Regions from separate parts of the Homo sapiens genome. Here region 2 is linked to region 1. Evidence: chromatin contacts called from ENCODE Hi-C or POLR2A ChIA-PET data. All regions are on one chromosome and are shown on one strand. Each heading gives the region's core, a stretch centred on a gene start or an enhancer-like site at or near the end of the contact. The rest is flanking DNA. Distances are from core to core; before and after follow the strand shown. Region 1 holds the start of PLA2G4E (phospholipase A2 group IVE). Region 2 has its middle 33 kb from the start of PLA2G4E.

Region 1 (2,700 bases), core at 1-2,500:
TGAGTGGTCAGGGCAAGAAATCCCGGCACCAACATGGACCCTCCAGGCCTGACAGGGGCAGATGCAGCTCATGGAGAGGCTCCTGAAGCCACATTTGGGGTCCCGGGCTCTTAACTGCTTCACTGCCCCCTTTGAGGTAAACTCTGTCACCTCTGTGGAAGACCTCTCCTGGCCCAAGCTCTTGGAGGCTCAAAAAGATTGGCAGGAACAATAGGTGGCCAGACGCCCTTCCAGCCACCCAAGTGCTGTGGGGAAACCAGGGCACACCCCAGGAGGCAGTGTCTACCTGGCTGGGCAGCAGGGGCATTGGCCACCACCCACCACGGAGCTCCCTGACTTGGGCTCCTAGGAGACTGAACAGGGTCTTCATCTCCCCCACCAAGGGGCAAAGTACTTTCAGGGCATCACCCATGTCATTCAATGATTTAACTTGAGCCGGGGAGGTGGCCCTGGGAAAGGTAATGAGGAAGAAGTGCTGCCTTCGAGGAACCAACTAATGATTCTTCCCAAGGTGAGCCTACAGCAGATTGAAGCATTGAGGTCATCTCCCTATTGCCTAGATGGGGAAACTGAGGCAGAGTTGGTCTAGAGCCCTGGCAACCTGATCCATGAACCCAGAGGTCTCCCTGTGAGGCTGTGAGGAGTTGGATGGACCCATGAGCCTTGACTGTAAACCCAGGTGGGCAGCTTTGTGGCTGATGGCAACAGATTGACAATGCCACCAATTCTCACCATACACTACACCATACTCTTGCACAGCATAGAAGCTTAGGATGTTTGCAGGGTTAAATCCTGCTTGCCATTAGGGCAGGCCAAATGTGGATCCCCCTGGCATACTCTCTATCTTGGGTGCTAGCCTGGCCCCAGGATGGCCCCACGCCACTTCATGATGCCTTGAAAATCTTGAGGGTACTCTCAGCAGGGCCACCCAAGCAGGAGCCCTGGCCCCAACTGGGATAAACCACCTCCCCCAGGTTTTAAGATGAGGCTGCCTGAGCCCAGGTCCTTGGGATGTCCAATGCCTACCAGCCCTCCCTGAGGCCCGTCTCCTGCTCTCAGCTCCCTGCCCCTGCCCCTCACTTCCTGGCCATGCCTCCCTGGCCCTCAGCCTCTGGCCCCAGCCACTGAGCACCCCTCCCTCACCTTCAAGGCACAGGTGGCCGAGGGCCTGCTGTCTTCTGCTTGGCATGGGTCTGGCAGGGAGTGGGAGACCCTGGCGTGCATCTGCCTCAGGAGCATCACGGCAGCTCTCCAGCTGGGTGGCAAGATCAGGAACTTATACTCTGACTCAGAGCTCCACCTTCCTGGCCACAGCTTGGCAGTAGCTGGGATTGCTCTGGGAGTGGTTTGAGTGGGTAGACAGATAGGGTGCATGGGCCTAGATCTCTTCATATCAAAGAAATCACAGGTCTTCAGGTCATAGAAATACAGGGACCCGCAGGGCTCTGGTCTTTGGGGTCAGCAGTCTGTAGCCCCCAGCCACTCAGAATGACCAGGCCTTCAAGGGCACAGTGGGTGGCAAGAAGAGGACACTGGACCCACATGACTGTAGGACTAGCCCGCCATAATTTGGGAAAGCTCTATCTCTTCAGCTTATAGAGGTCATGGCTCATAGATGCCCCTCTAGGAGGATGCGACCGTCGCTCCCAACTCCACTTCAGTTTCATGGCTTGGTACCCCAGGAGCTGTGGCCAGGGACCTTCATGGGGTCCCTGGCCACAACTCCCAAAGAGACCAGGGTCAGTGCTCCCAAAGCTAGAGGGTGAAGAAAGAAAATAATTGCCCAATACTTCGTGAGAAAGGGTCTGGGGCAACCATCCCCTGTCCTCCCTCCTGGGAGGCCAGGTGGAGAGAGGGCGTGTCCAGCCCCTGCCTGGTCTCAGGACAGCTTGGAGGATGCACCCGCCCCGCCCAGATGATTCCTATCTCTAGCCTGGTGGCTCACTGAGGGGCCTGACAAGGGCAGCTTTGCCTGTTCTGCTGCCTGACTCTGTACACTGGGAGTTTCCTGCCTGAGCTATTGCCTGGGGCCCCACAACCGGCTTTTCTGGACCATAGATAGAAGTGCTTTTTTGAAATTGAGGATGAGATCTGAACATGGGACAGACTGGGCCTGAATGCAGGGATGGAACCTGGTTGGAGGTACCTGTGGGAACTCTTCACGTGCCTGGCCTTCCAGAAAGTGGAGGGGCCTTAGCCTGCTGCTCTCCTGGCTTCCTTCCTTGCCCTGCCCTCCCCTCCTCTGCCAAGGATGGGGACTCAGCACCACATCCCTCAGTAAACTCCACAAATTCAATTTAGTTCATGTACCTAGTAAGCATCTGCTGTATACATCCTACTGAGAGAGGAAATCCTAAGCTTGAAGTTGCTGACAGTCTGGCTGGAGAGCCAGATGCATCCAACCCCTCAGAGGCTCAGGGATCCAAGTTTCCCTGTGGTGAGAGGGGGCATCTTAGAAGGATCGATAACAATCCTTCCTTCACATTTGTGAAGATCCATGGTTTACAGCAGTAGTCCCCATCCTTTTTTAGTGCCAGGGACTGGTTTCACCGAGGTTAATTTTTCCGCGGGTGGGCGGGAGATGGTTTTGGGATGATACAAGTGCCTTACATTTATTGTGCACTTTATTTCTATTATTATCATATTGTCATATATAATGAAATAATTATACAATTCACCATAATGTAGAATCAGTGGGAA
Region 2 (2,700 bases), core at 176-2,675, 33 kb after region 1:
AACACCAGCTAATATTTCACGTGGTAAACTTTGAAAGAATCGTATCTTGGGGATAAAAAACCAACCTGGCAAAAAAAAAAAAAAAACCCAAAAACAAACAAACAAACAAAAAAACAAAATTAGACTTGCTAAGCAATAGTAGCCACAAAAGAAAATATACGAAGGTCAAGCTATAATGGAAAACTAGTGAGGATTAGTGAGTGGAATAACCAAGTGTACCTCGGTATTCTCATTTTTCTACATCTTACCTTGATTGTAATTTAAAAAATAAATACAGAGATCAGAATGGGGTCGTTCAAGATTTCTTTTGGTAGATGTGTTTTGTGCTTAGTCAAGGTGAAAGGATGCCCAGGCACTGCCACTCAGAGGTCTCTGCCCTGTCCGGGGCATCTGGGGGGCACCTGGAAGAGGTCTCTTCCTCATAGCTCTGCCCACCCCACTGTGCAGGTGAGACCCAGAATGGACGCTGCTTTGAGGCAGCTGACCAGTGGGATCTGACCTGGAGCAGCTGGTGGTGGCCAGGGCTGAGAGCCAGGATGAGTGTGGAGGTGGTAGCACGCTGGAGAGTGAGCAGAGAGGGCAGCTTCGCTGGTAGACTGTGTGTGGGGCCCAGGCAGGGAGGAGCCAGGCTTCCTTTCCCTGTTCTTGGGACATCCTCTCTCCTGTTCTTTCTTCCTGCCCTTGAAGACCCTCCTGTTGCTTGGGTTATTTTTCTCTCCCGTGGTCTGACTCCAGGACTTCTCCAAGCCAGGAACTATGGTGACAGATAGACAGGCAGACAGGGTGAGAAAGGGGACCCTCTCTGCAGACCCTCAGGAACTTAGTGCCAGGGGAGGGGGCTCTGAAGTCAAGCTTCCTTGAAGTCAAAGAGAAAGTTATGTGTAAGACCCAGAATAACTTCTGATTCGAGGTAAACTTTTAGAATTTGAGAGGGAGACCTGGATTAGACTAAATATTGATAGGTGATGGTTTATTGTGCAATTGAAAAAAACACAAATTATCAGTTCTTTATCCAGTTTCCAGTGAGAATTACTTTTGTGAATAATCAATGCAAAATAAAACCAACACCAGCTCACATTTCACATGGTAAACTTTGAAAGAATCATATCTTGGGGATAAAAAAAGCAATCTGGCAAAAAAAAAATTAGACTTGGGCACAGGGGCAGGAGCAGAGACGAGCCCTCATGTCATTTCCAGATTGGTGTCAGGGAGTATCTGAATGTTTATCCTTTTAAAATGTTTCTAGGGGATGTCTCCAGGCCTTGTTGAGCTTAGTCTCCTGTAAAATTCACCTCCTACAAATTAAAAATAAAAGCCAAACAAAGAATTTTAACCTCAGCTGAAATAACAGCTCCAACAAACATTCTTGCACTGAGCACCATGTGCCCGGAATCCCTCAAGGGCACCTGGCCACTGGTCCTGCCAAATTCCCCACTTCCCTGCCCAGCCAGGCCCTGGGTGGCCCCACAGTTGGCCACTCCTAGAATAGGCTCCACAGGACTATGTGTATTTTTTGTATTTGTTAGTTTTTTTTTCTTATTCAATTCCTAAAATGGAAGATCTACAGGTGGATAGAACGCTCACTAAGTAAGTCCTCAGCTTCCAAAACCTAGAGGCACACTATTACCCTACACATTTAGTTAAGGGAAAATGGAAAGGAGAAAAGGAGGGAGGGAAGGAGGAGACAGAGGAAAGAAAGAAAAGCAAGGCAAGGCCTGGAAAGATTTGCAGAAGTAATGACAGCTTTTTTCTTTTTTTTTTGGAGACATAGTCTCACTGTGTCACCCAGGCTGGAGTACAGTGGCATGATCTCAACTCACTGCAACCTCCAGGTGCCAGAGATTCTCCTACCTCAGGATCCCGAGTAGCTGGGATTACAGGCACATTTTTATATTTTTAGTAGAGATGGGGTTTTGCCATGTTGGCCAAGCTGGTCTCGAACTCCTGACCTCAAGTGATCCGCCTGCCTGCACCTCCCAAAGTGTTGGGATCACAGGCGTGAGCCACCGCACCTGACCAGTAACGACAGCTTTTAATGGTGAAAAACAGAACAAGCTGAGAAGGCTACAGTGAGGACTGGAATGTTGGGCTCTGATGTGTGGCTTTGATGTGTATATGTTTGAGCTTCTCCCTTTTTTACATCCCTGGGGAAATTTTAACTTCATTCTGTTAAGCTTAAATGCTTTTATGAGAAGTATCCTAATTTAATAAAGTCTTATCTAGAAAACGTTTTATGAAAAATACCTAAGATGTAGAATAGGGAGTAGAATAGAATCTGGTGGGTAAAAGTGGGCTGTATACATAAGTTTAAAGAAAAGAAAAAGAGAAAAATGTATTTTCTGGAGCAAATTCAATTAAGCCAATTTAATTTCTTGATCTTCTTGATTATTTTTAATAGAATAATACTTAGCAATTTCCAGTTTTGCTGCTTATCTTCGTTGGGACCAAGTCTTTTCCACACACCATGAAATCATACCCTTTATGATGGGTTTTACCTTTTCTTTGTGGCCGCTATCTCTTTACAAGTCTAATTTTTGCCAGGACAATTTTTTTATTCTTAAGATGTGGTTCTCTAAAAGTTTATCATGTGAAATTTTGGTTGGTTTCATTTTGCATTGGTTATTCACAAAAGTAATGTTCATTGCATTGGATAAAGGACTGATTATTTGTTTTTATTTTTTATTGCAAAAAGAAAACATA

What was found. A loop is a pair of places that touch in the nucleus more often than their neighbours do. ChIA-PET counts read pairs that join two places held with the same protein, here RNA polymerase II (POLR2A). Pooled maps may share reads with other maps.
Region 2: a loop to region 1 is called in a map of heart right ventricle, with 2.8 times the contacts of the local background. The contact joins the enhancer-like site here to the promoter of PLA2G4E in region 1. A Hi-C loop is called at or near these places in 8 of 168 maps with a recorded cell type or tissue (Caco-2, cardiac septum, gastrocnemius medialis and 5 more), 2 of 37 single-sample maps with no recorded cell type and 9 of 50 pooled maps. POLR2A ChIA-PET finds 5 or more read pairs at or near these places in 6 of 52 experiments (Caco-2, H1, MCF 10A and 3 more).

What each region holds. Positions count from the first base shown.
Region 1 is chr15:42,019,792-42,022,491 of GRCh38, forward strand. It overlaps PLA2G4E (phospholipase A2 group IVE), which reads right to left and starts at 1,251. Exons shown (of 20, transcript NM_001395548.1): 1 at 1,144-1,251. The coding sequence starts at 1,239.
Region 2 is chr15:42,052,691-42,055,390 of GRCh38, forward strand. No RefSeq gene overlaps it. Among named protein-coding and RNA genes, the nearest start is that of PLA2G4E, 33 kb to the left of the region's middle. Within about 2 kb of position 1,426, at least 7 of the 41 ENCODE cell types and tissues checked have a DNase peak (open chromatin) inside an H3K27ac peak, as active enhancers do.